2 separate regions of the Homo sapiens genome follow, and region 2 is linked to region 1. A link is a contact called in ENCODE Hi-C or POLR2A ChIA-PET data. All regions are on one chromosome and are shown on one strand. The core of a region is the stretch at or near the end of the contact, and the rest is flanking DNA. Distances in the headings are between cores, read along the strand shown. Region 1 holds the start of CAND2 (cullin associated and neddylation dissociated 2 (putative)). Region 2 overlaps LOC105376956 (a long non-coding RNA gene).

What was found. A loop is a pair of places that touch in the nucleus more often than their neighbours do. ChIA-PET counts read pairs that join two places held with the same protein, here RNA polymerase II (POLR2A). Pooled maps may share reads with other maps.
Region 2: a map of ascending aorta shows a loop between it and region 1 (2.2-fold over the local background). The contact joins the enhancer-like site here to the promoter of CAND2 in region 1. A Hi-C loop is called at or near these places in 16 of 168 maps with a recorded cell type or tissue (A673, CD4-positive, alpha-beta T cell, CD8-positive, alpha-beta T cell and 9 more), 28 of 37 single-sample maps with no recorded cell type and 27 of 50 pooled maps. POLR2A ChIA-PET finds 5 or more read pairs at or near these places in 3 of 52 experiments (Caco-2, HEK293 and WTC11).

What each region holds. Positions count from the first base shown.
Region 1 is chr3:12,792,094-12,798,183 of GRCh38, forward strand. It overlaps CAND2 (cullin associated and neddylation dissociated 2 (putative)), which reads left to right and starts at 4,587. Exons shown (of 15, transcript NM_001162499.2): 1 at 4,587-4,695. The coding sequence starts at 4,628.
Region 2 is chr3:12,890,230-12,896,124 of GRCh38, forward strand. All of the region lies in intron 4 of LOC105376956 (a long non-coding RNA gene), which reads left to right. Among named protein-coding and RNA genes, the nearest start is that of LINC02022, 8.0 kb to the left of the region's middle. Within about 2 kb of position 1,827, at least 2 of the 41 ENCODE cell types and tissues checked have a DNase peak (open chromatin) inside an H3K27ac peak, as active enhancers do; they include ascending aorta, where a contact is called at or near this core.

The sequences.
Region 1 (6,090 bases), core at 3,337-5,836:
TTTTTATTGAGGCAACAGTTACATATAGCAAAGTACAGCTTGATTAATTTTTACAAATATATACCTGTAATCATCACCCAATTCAAGAGTGTGGATTCAATTAGCCAGGTGTGGTGGTGTGTGCCTGTAGTCCCAGCTGCTCAGGTGGCTGAGACAGGAGGATGGCTTGAGCCCGGGAGGTGGAGGCTGCAGTGAGTGGTGATCATGCCACTGCACTCTAGCCTGGGCGACAGAGTGAGATGTTGTCTAAAAAAAAAAAAAAAGTATGTGAATCCAATCCTCAAATGAAACTGCTGTATTCTATTTCCATGACATAACCCGAATCTTCCCATCTTCGCCACCATTCCCCCAATGCAAACCACCCTCATTCTTTTTTCTTTTTTTTTTTCTTTGAGACAGAGTCTCGCTCTGTAGCCTAGGCTGGAGTGCAGTGGCCCATGATCTCCACTCACTGCAAGCTCTGCCTCCCGGGTTCACATCATTCTCCTGCCTCAGCCTCCTGAGTAGCTGGCACTACAGGTGCCCGCCACCACACCCGGCTAATTTTTTGTATTTTTAGTAGAGATGGGGTTTCTCTGTGTTAGCCAGGATAGTCTCGATCTCCTGACCTCATGATCTGCCTGCCTTGGCCTGCGAAAGTGCTGGGATTATAGGCATGAGCCACCATGCCCAGCCTCTTTTTCTTTTTTCTTCTTTTGAGATGGAGTCTGGCTCTGTTGCCCAGACTGGAGTGTATTGGTGTGATCTCGCTCACTGCAATCACCTCCGCCTCCAGGGTTCAAGCAATTCCCCTGCCTCAGTCTCCCGAGTAGCTGGGACTACAGGCGTGTGCCATCACACCCGGCTAATTTTTGTATTTTTAGTAGAGACAGGGTTTCACCATGTTGGCCAGGTTGGTCTTGAACTCCTGACCTCAGGTGATCTCCCAGAAGTGCTGGGATTACAGGCATAAGCCACCACGCCCGGCCCAAACCACCCTGATTCTTGATTGCGTGGACTGTTCAGCACTAAAGAGATCTTTCTAAAAAACCAGGCCAGGTGCAGTGGCTCACATCTGTAATCCCAACACTTTGGGAGGCCGAAGCAGGTAGATCACCTGAAGTCAGGAGTTCAAGACCAGCTTCTGGCCAACATGGTGAAACCCTGTCTCTACTAAAAATACAAAAATTAGCTGGGCATGGTGATGCGTGCCTGTAATCCCAGCTACTTGGGAGGCTGAGGCAGGAGAATTACTTGAGCCTGGGAGGTGGGGGTTGCAGTGAGCTGAGATTGCACCACTGCACTCCAGCTTGGGCAACAGAGCAAGATTCCATCTCAATAAATAACTGAATTAATTAAATAAATAAAATAAAATAAACTGATCTGGCTGGGCGCAGTGGCTCACACCTGTAATCCCAGCACTTCGGTAGGCTGAGGCGGGTGGATCACCTGAGGTCAGGAGTTCAAGACTATCCTGGCCAACATGGTGAAACCCCATCTCTACTAAAAATACAAAATTTTGCCGTGTGTGGCGGCGGGTGCCTGTAGTCCCAGCTACTCGGGAGGCTGGGGCAGGAGAACTGCTTGAACCTGGGAGGCAGAGGTTGCAGTGAGCCGAGATCACACAACTGCACTCCAGACTGGGCAACAGAGGGATACTCTGTCTCAAAAACAACAACAAAAACTGATCAAGTTACCTTCTTGCTTTACGCCATCCAGTGTTCCCTGGCGTTAGTGTTCCCACATAAAATTAGTGTTCCCATATAAAATACGAACTCCTTGCCTTGGCCTGAAAGGTTTCAAGTAATCTGGCCCCTGTCCACCTCTCTGTCCTCATTTCCTCAGTGGAAGACTGATCTCATTCCATTCCAGCCATAGCCCGCCCTCCCTCTCTCCCTCCCTCCCTTCCTCCCTTCCTCCCCTCCTTTTTTTTGAAACAGGGTCTACTTTGTCACCCAGGCTGGAGTGCAGTGGTGCGATCACAGCTTACTGCAACCTCTGCCTCCCAGGCTCACCTCTGCCTCCCAGGTTCAAGAGATTCTTCCACCTCAGCCCCCCAAGTAGCTGGGACTACAGGCGTGTGCCATCACACCCGGCTGATTTTTGCATTTTTTGTAGAGACAGGGTTTCACCATGTTGCCCAGGCTGGTCTTTAACTCCTGAGCTTATGTGATCCACCCACCTCAACCTCCCAAAATGCTGGGATTACAGGCATGAGCCACTGCGCCCAGCCAGCCACAGCCTTTTCTTTTCTTTCTTTCTTTCTTTCCTTTTTTTTGAGATGGAGTCTCGCTCTGTTTCCCAGGCTGGAGTGCAGTGGTGCCATCTTGGCTCACTGCAAGCTCCGCCTCCCGGGTTCACGCCATTCTCTTGCCTCAGCCTCCCGAGTAGCTGGGATTACAGGCGCCCACCATCACGCCCGGCTAATTTTTGTATTTTTAGTAGAGACGGGGTTTCACCTTGTTAGCCAGGATGGTCTCGATTTCCTGACCTTGTGATCCACCCGCCTCAGCCTCCCAAAGTGCTGGGATTACAGGCGTGAGCCACCGTGCCCGGCCCAGCCACAGCATTTTCTTAAACACATCAGGCTGGTTCCCACCTTGAGACCTTTTTTTTTTTTTTTTTTTTTGAGGCAGAATCTTGCTCTGTCGCCAGGCTGGAGTGCAGTGGCGCGATCTCGTCTCACTGCGAACTCTGCCTCCCGGGTTCACGCCATTCTCCTGCCTCAGCCTCCTGAGTAGCTGGGACTACAGGTGCCCGCCACCACGCCCGGCTAATTTTTTTGTATTTTTAGTAGAGACGGGGTTTCATCGTGTTAGCCAGGATGGTCTCGATTTCCTGACCTCGTGATCCTCCTGCCTCGGCCTCCCAAAGTGCTGGGATTACAGGTGTGAGCCACCGCACCCGGCCACCACCTCGGGACCTTTGCACCTGCTGCTCCCTCTGTCTGGGAAGCCCTTCCCTCAAAACTTTGCCCAGCTGCTTCATCTGTTGAGGTCTTAGCCCAAATGTCTCCTCCTCAAAAAGTGCCCTCCCTGACCTTTGCTGAAGTTGCCCCTCCACGCTCCAGGAACTCTCTATTTTATTTTCTGAAGAGCTCTTATTTTCCTTATCTAATCACTTTCTTCCTTCTTGCTGATTTCCTACACTAAAATGTAAAGTCCCCAGGGGGCAGGGGCCGTTTGTGTCTAACACCCTGCTGCGTTGCATCCTTGTTGTACAGATCTGCACTGTCCATTATGATAGCCACTACCCATAGTGGGCTATTTAAAGTTAAGTTAATGAAAAATAAATATAATTAAGAATTTGGTTCCCCAGTCACACTAATTCCATTTCAAGTGCTCAATAGCCACATGTGGCTAGTGGCTATCATATTAGATACTATACTGAAGATGTAGAACATTTTCAACATTGCAGTGTTCTATTAGCTTTGGTCTAGAACCTACGTACCTCATAATAACAGGTGTTCAAGGGGGGTGTCAATTTAATAAAGATTTTTTTTTTTTTTTTGAGACGGAGTCTCGCTCTGTCGCCCAGGCTGGAGTGCAGTGGCGCGATCTCCGCTCACTGCAAGCTCCGCCTCCCGGGTTCACGCCATTCTCCTGCCTCAGCCTCCCGAGTAGCTGGGACTACAGGCGCCTGCCACCACACCCGGCTAATTTTTTTGTATTTTTAGTAGAGACGGGGTTTCACTGTGTTAGCCAGGATGGTCGTGATCTCCTGACCTCGTGATCCGCCCGCCTCGGCCTCCCAAGTGAATAAAGATTTCTTTTATCCTTATCTTATGAGTGAGAAAAACATAGCCCAGAGAGGTTGTTTCATTATCCCAAGGTCACACAGCCAGGAAGGAGCCTAGCAGAGATTTGAAGCCAGGCTTGTCTGGCTCTGAAGCACACACTACTCCCTTTCCCATCCAGCAGCCTCCTGGCTGTTTATGGAAGGATTGCTGCGCAGGATATTAAGGGATCTGCAGTCAATCCTGACTCCATCCCAGATTCATTGGCTGTGTGACCCTCAGCAAATCCCTTTGCTTCTCGGCCTCAGTTGCATTGCTAAAAAAATGAAGAAACTGACCCTGCCGTCCTGAGGGTTGGGGATGCGAGGCAGGGGGCCTTGTGTGACTCAGTTCATTCCCCAGATCCTGTCTGGCTCAGGGGCGGGCAAGCATCGTGGGTGAGGGGTCTTTTGGTTGGCCTGACCAGCTTTGGTTGATAGCTCCTGTTTCTTGAATGCCTACAGATGAGAAAGCGGAGGTAAAGTAACTTGGCCAAGGCTACACAGCAGAAGAGGCAGAAGTGGGATTCGAACCTGAGACTCTATGATATTACGTCCATGCCGCAAGACAGAGCTGGCACCTACGGGAATAACAAGGAGGTGGTGGCAGGGTAGTGAGCTCCCCGTCTCTGGGGGTGTGTGCAATCCGGCGCTGCGCTGTCAGCAGGGCAAGGGCTGGGGCCGGGGCCAAGACCACCAAGCCAGGCCCAGGCCCGCCCGCCTCCCGCGGCCGCCACGGCCAAGGCGTGAGCACGGGGCGGGGCGGGAGCTGCTATTTCTGTCTGGTGAGCGCAGCCCGCGCAGCTGGCGAGGGAGGGGGCGCCCGCGCCGCCATATTCCCTCCCGCCGGCCGGCTCCGCGGCGCGCAGCCACCATGAGCACCGCCGCCTTCCACATCTCCAGCCTCCTGGAGAAGATGACGTCCAGCGACAAGGACTTCAGGTGCAGCCCGCCGCCGGCCCCCTTCTCTCCTTCCCGCTCTGAAGCCGGGGGCCTTCTTCCCCTCTCGAAGCGCCAGCCCATCCCCCATGACCATGCAGCCCCCTGCCTCTTCTCTCTTCTCCCTGCATTAAGCTGCCCCCCTCCCCACAGGCCCACTCCTGCCTCGTGGTCCCCACTGGAGCTCCGGCCGTTCTCCCCTAGGGGCCGTCCTGCCCCTCCGCGACTCCAGTCCCTGCTTCGTCTCCCACCGTGCAGGCTTCAGCCCTACCTCTCACCCCCGATCAGAGCCCCGGCTCCACCCCTCTGCACCCTGCCTCGGCCTCTCCTCCCTCGTGTGTGTCCGGCCCCCTTCTTCCCCCGCAGCTGATGCCCCAGCGCCCCCTCCCCCCCGCCCCCACCACCTTCAGCGAGCCCACAGTGAAGCCCTACGCCTCTCCCTGGGGACCCCAGCACCTGCCTCTCCTCCGCATTGAACCCGGACCCTTCCCGGGACCGCAACCCCCAGCTGACTTTCTCACTGGCACCCTCAGTGATGCCTCCTTCTCAACATCACCCGGACCCCTCCCTCCCCGTCTCCCTCCCCTCCTGCGATTGTTCAGACCCAGCCTAAAGGAGGGGGCTGGGCTGAGTCTGGCTTTCCAGTCACAGGTAGGTGATGGTTGGGGTGGGACCTTCTAGGTTTTGTGTGCCACTCTCCTTCCCCACTCCCTTTTTCCTTCTTTCCCCCTCTCACAGCATCACAGAACCACAGGAATAGAGCTGAAAAGAACGGTGGAAACATCTGGTCCAATGAGTTTCCACCTGCATTCCCTGGGGAAACTGAGGCCCAGGGAGGAAAAGGGATTGGCCCGTGGTCTCATGGCCAGTTCTGGCCCCTCCAGCTGAAAGAAGACCTTGGAGACTCAATGAACATTTTTTCACTTTGTCCCCATTTTACAGATAGGGAAACTGAGTCTCAGAGACATGAAGGGCGTAGGTTCAGTCACAGCGAGGAAGTGGGAGACTTAGTCCAAATCCAGGCCAGTCTAATACAGAGGCCAAGATCTTAGTGAGGTCCTCTGATTCCAGCCCCCTGACAGGTGAGGAGACAGACCTGCTCTGGTGGTCTGACTCCTACTCTTCTCCTGCAGCCCATTCCTCAGTACCCCTCAAGAGCCCCCCCACATTAATAGAGCCTGGGATCCAAGGTCTTGGCTTCAGATCCCAGCTGCCGTCACTCACTGGCCGTGTGACCATGGACAAGTAACTTAACCCCCATGAGTCTCCCTGTGCTTCTGTTTCTATAAAATGGGGATAACAGAACCCATCTCTGAGGGTTGGGGTAAGGATTAAATAAGATAGTACATGTGAAATGCTCAGGTTCATGGCAGGCACTAGGTCGGTGCTTCATAAACG
Region 2 (5,895 bases), core at 577-3,076, 95 kb after region 1:
TTTCCTTTGTGTCTTAATATGTGGCAAGTTTCCATAAACGTTTCAAGGGAGGTTGGAAAGGTGTTTTCTCTGTTATTGAAGCGCAATGCTTGGTATCATATCCATGAGAAACTGAAGGCTTCTAGATAATTTCATTTTGGCCTCTTAACCTGTCTTGGATTCAGAGTGGCAATGTTAACCTTTATGAATGTGTTTTTTTATTCCTACCTATCCTGCAGTTTCCGTTTTTTGAAGACTGCTGTTTTATGTGGTGCATAGATACTCCTGTCATGTCTACATTGGGAATTGCAGCTTCTAGCATTATCAAGTCACTTTCTCATGCATTGTTTTTAAGGCTGATTTCTACCCTGTCACACATCAAGACTGTAACTTGCTTCCTCGTCTAATTTGGCTTCATAGCTTGTACCCCTCCATGCACGTCTTTATGGGTAGCCTTTAGCCTTTCTGAATTTTTGTCTTAGGTGTCCCTCTAGAGTATTGGCAGAGAGTTGGTGGGTTTTGCTTTGTGGTCTGGGGTAGATGGAATGTATTTGTAGTCTATACCCTAGCTATGACTCACTTTATGGCAGGGAACACTTCTCCACCCTCTGACGCTGGGCTGGGCATGGAGCAAAGTGGTCAATGGGATTGTGGTGCACCTGGCGTGAGCAAAGGTGTGCTATGTGCTTGGGGCCAGGCTCATGCTCCTGCACTCCAGCCTATTGCCATGACCAGGACAGGCCTCGACCGGTGGGGTCAGGAGAATGAGGGATATGTGGAGCAGTCCTAGACCCCCTATGGCTCAGACTGACCCAGTTCTAGACCAGGGGAACCCCGTGCATCTGCAGATGGGGGCTGAGAAATCAGTGCTTGTTTCCTGCACACTTTGGGGTTGCCAGAGAACTAGGGTGGCGGTAGCTTATGGATACAAGGTCTTCAAAGACCTTTCTCTTAGCAGGGGAGCTAGGTATACTTGCATTTTGATGTAGCTGGTGTCTTTGGTTTGTTCTGGAAGGTTGTTTGCCGTTGTGAATTCACTATGTGGAGTATGGCGTCCTCGTGTGGCTTTCATTCTGAAGACTGGTCTGTTCCACTCTCCCTTTTTGGCTTGGTTATTTTTTTTTTTCTGTATTTAGGAAGGCTTTATTTTTGTTCTGGAGCTGTATTAGTCAGTGTTCTCCAGAGAAAACTGAACAAATAGGACAAACACACACACTCACACACTCATGAGGGGATTTATTGTGGGAATTGATTGGTTCATGCCCTTCAGGAGGCCAGGAAGCCCCAGGATATGCCAGTGGCAAGCTGGAAAACCGGAAAGCCCATGGTGCAATTCAGTTCGAGTCCAAAGGCCTAAGAACCAGAACAGCTGGTGGTGTCCCTCTCAGTCCCAGGCCACAGGCCTGAGAACCTGGGGGCTTCTGGTTTAAGACATGGGGTCCAGAGGCCCAAGAACCTGGAGTTCTCATACGCAAGGGCAGGAGAAGGTGGATGTCCCAGGTCAAGCATAGAACAAATTTCCCCTCCTTCCTCCTGTTGGTTGTATCTGGGCCTCAGCAGATTGAAGCAGGCTTGCTCACACTGGCGCGGGTGGCCCTCAGTCAGTCCACTGGGTCAAGTGCTCATCTCTTCCAGAACCCCCCCACAGAAACACGAGAAATCACGTTCTCCCTGCTCCCTGGACATCCCTTAGCCTAGTCAAGCTGACTGCTAAAATGAGCCATCACAAGGGCTGCCTTGGTAATAGTGACTTCTGCTAATGCCCACGGTGCCCGCTTTTCCTAACTGGCCTTGTGCTATCATTGAGCACTGTCAGCTGCAATAAAATCACCCGACTCTCACCTGCTAACAGTGCAGCAGCGGATCGGCTGACTGCCTTTCCCTTTCTCTTCCTTCTCTTCCAGTTTTTTGAATGCGTGGGTGCTTTTCTGGGTTTGGTAGTGCAATCATGCCCTCTTGCGCTGCTAAGGTGAATTGCAGTTCCCGTAATAAAAGATACTTTTAGGTGGGCTTGGTGAATCTTTGACAGCATCTCTGTGATGAGGCCCCCCTCTTAGCTGCTTCTTTCTTGCCCTTCATCACCAAAGCTCCCGGACACCCTTGCGAGGTGCTTCTGGCCCGATGGCCTGTCCAAGTGCTTCCTGTAGCTCTTGCTTAGCAGGCTGCCTTTCTCCTCTCAGGGCGGCTCCCTCCTCCTGCTCTGTGCATCGCGCCTCCACAGGGACCACCCATTTCCTCCGGCTGTGCATCCCCCACTGGCTGCCCCTGGCACCCACCCAGGACCTCCACGGGGACCCCCTCATTCCTTTCCGCTGTGTACCCCCCACCCCTGCACCCCCCCCAGGACCTCCACAGGGACCTTCTATCCCCTCCAGCTGTGCACCCCCCCCACCCCACCCAGGACCTCCAAGGGGACCCTCACCTCCTCCAGCTACACATGCCCCCCTGCCCCTGCATCCCACCCAGGACCTCCATGGGGACTCCCCACCCCGTCCATCTGTGCAGCCCCCTGCCCTTGCACCCTACCCAGAACCTCCATGAGGACCCCCTCAATCCCCTCCCACTGTGCATCCTCCCCTGCCCCTGCACCCCCCCACAACCTCCACAGGGACTCCCCACCCTCTCCTGCTGTGCAACCCCCACCCCTGTACCCCCCTGACAACCTCCACAGGGACCCTCCACCCTCTCCCATTGTGCACCCCCCCACCCCTTCACCCCACCCACAACCTCCACAGGGACCCCCACCCTCTCCCACTGTGTACCCCCCTGTACCCCACCCACAACCTCCACAGAGACTCTCCACCCTCTCCCACTGTGCACCCCCCCAACCCCTGCACCCCACGCACAACCTCCACAGGGACTCCCCACCCTCTCCCGCTGTGTACCCCCCTGCCCCTGCATCTCACCGGCAAGTGATTCTACATCAACTCTGCTGCTCTAAGATGTTGATTTTCCCACTGACCTTTAAGTGAATTTTGTGGTTCTTGCTCTTTCCCAAACACAGTGTAGGTCTGACAGCTATAGGTGACTGTTTCTTTGCTTTGGAGACTTGGTCTTGCGCTGTGGCCCAGGCTGGAGTGCAGTGGGGTGATCATGGCTCATGTAGCCTTGACCTCACTGGTTAAAGCAATCCTCCTACCTCAGCCTCCAGAGTAGCTGGGAACACAGGCAGGCACCACCATGCCTGGTTAATGTTTTGATATTGTAGAGATGGAGGTCTCACTATGTTGCTCAGGCTGGGATTACAGGGGTGAGTCACAGCATGTGGCCCCTCCTTGTTCTTTGAAAAGTTCTCAGAGGGTGTGAGAAGAGATTCCAATTCAGGTATTATCCTCTGGTATTTTCATTTTAGAATGTGTTCTTCCCTATTAACTACATAGAAAATGACAAAGTGCTTCAGGTCCTACGTATCAGATTTAATTGGAACACTTTACTGTGGAGGTGGGGGTGGGGTGTGGTTAGGAATAATAGACAAGAAAAGCTTTCCCTGAGGGCCTTGAAAGTCCTGAAGCTCCACGTTAGAAATGAGGGTGGGTGATCTTCACCCCATGCCTACAAGCAGCAGCCGCCAGGTCTTTATCACAGGCCTGCTCTGGGCTGAGCGGTGAGATGGGGTCTCTTGAAAAGTGGGCACTGAACTGAATGCACTGAGCTAAGAGGCATCTCAGGGGATACCTGGCCTCCAGCAGCACCAAAACGGGGTCCATGGTCATCCCAGGGACTCAGCATTGTGGTCGAACCATGGTGTCCCCCTCTCCAGGCTCCAGTCCTCGCCAGAATCACCAACTCTGCCAGAAACTCGATTATTTCTTTCCGTTTGTTCCTTGTTTGCCAACACAACACTGTCTGCATGGCAACACGTTATGGGACATCCGTAAGGTGGAATGTTATGCAGACGTTATAAATTGTCGAGTCTTCCACTGCCTCATCACAGTGGATTAAGGGAAAAAGAATAGCATTTACACACACACACACTGTTACTAAACTGTATTCTGTAGAGTGCACAGGCTGTTGTTCAGAGATTTATTCATATATGCACACCATCTTTTCCAAAGGCTCTAAAAGGTCCAGCAGAAAGAAACGCATTGAACTGCGTGCAATGCATCGTTCCCTAGAGGTGTGTGACCGATGACACTTTCCACGTGGGGCACCAAGCAACACTGACAGTACCGTTTGGGAAGCACTTCAGAGATGTAAACTAGGTGACTGAGAAATATGTATGGAGGGACGGTGGAAGAACAGTTGGCCACATACTCAATTATACGTGATTTGAGGTAGTGAGCTTATGGGGACTTTTTTTTCCTGTTTTTCATCAATCTATTCTCACTACATTTACTACATGTTAAAAGACACTCGACATAAGTTAAAACACAATGTCTAAAAGCCTCTGACCACTGCCCCAATTTTTACTTAACAAGGCATGCCAGCGGGCCCCAGAGCCTTGCCAGCACGGTCCCCACCTCATGTTCTGGGCCCTGATCTCATGTTGCCGCCACATGGTGTCATGCGTTGTAGCACATTTCCTGCTGTGCTCCCAAAGCATTCACTTAGGAAATCCACTTTGTGCTCCATGTTGAGATTACAGTATGTACAAAGACAGACACTGTCTTGACTTTTTGACCTTTACTGTCAAAGGACATGCATGAACAGTAACAAAACAATCAAGGCTGGTACGGCTGGAATGTGAGGGGAATGTGACTGTTGAGGGGCAGGCAGGGGCCATGTGAAGGATGGGATTTCTTTCCTCCTAAGGGCAACAGGAAATCACCGATAGGGCTTTAAGCAGGAGCACCTTAAAAAAATGACTCCATGTCTAGGCAGCTGGGTGTAGTGGCTCACGGCTGTAAAGTCAGCACTCTGGGAGGCCAAGGTGGGAGGATCGCTTGAGCCCAGGAGTTCGAGATCAGCCTGGGCAACATAGACCCCGTCTCTACAACAAAAAACACTATAGTCAGGTATGGTGGTACGCCTCTGTAGTCACAGCTACTCAGGAGGCTGAGGGGGGAGGATCACAGGTGGTCAGGGCTGCAGTGAGCCGTGATTGCCCCACCACACTCCAGCTTTGCCAACAGAGCAAGACCCGTGTGGGGAATAGACAGGGGTCCCCCCAGGAAGGCCAGTGCCAAGGCAGGGAGCTCTAGTCGAGGAGAGAGACATGAGGGCCTGCAGTGGGGTGAGACGTGAAGAGACTCAGATGGATTCCAGAAGAAGCAGGAGGCACAAATCAAGAGTTCGGGGAAAGACGGACAGGACACCAGGGAGAAAGTCACGAGCAACCCCAGGTCCTGGTTTAAATAGGTCAATGGTGATGTCATTCACCAGGACAGGGAACAGAGGAGAGGACCGGGTTTCCGCTGCATGGGGCTATACGGTGAAGAACATGGTCATGGAGGGCTTGCAGGGCTGGGCTGTCAGAAACACCAAGGGGACATGGGTGCCCAGAGTAGAGGTCTGGGCTGGAGATGACATGTGGAAGCCAGGGGCATGGAGAAGGTGGACTGAAACCGTGGGCTTGTGTGAGGGTGCCTCAGGAGAGGGGAAAGGGAGGAAGAGGGCTTGGACTTGACCTAAGCCACACACGAGCTCCGTGGAGGAGGACTGGCCTGCACAGGAGACTGAAGGAGTCTCCAGAGAGCAGAAAGGGCACATGGCCCAGAGGTGCCCGGGAACCAGCATTTCAAGGAGGCAGGCACGAACAGTCACAGCTGCCGAGGGGTCAGGGAAGCTAAACATGTTCCTGGGATTCGGTGGCACAGAAGTCACATGCAGCCAGGGAGGAGGAAGAACCATGATCTCAAGGTCTGAGTCAGGTGTCTCCCAGCCAGACTTAAGTGTTAAGGGAAGTGGGGGGGATGAGCAAACCGGTTTCCATACGTTTTTTAATTATGTCAGTGATCGGTATTCTCAAACACCAGC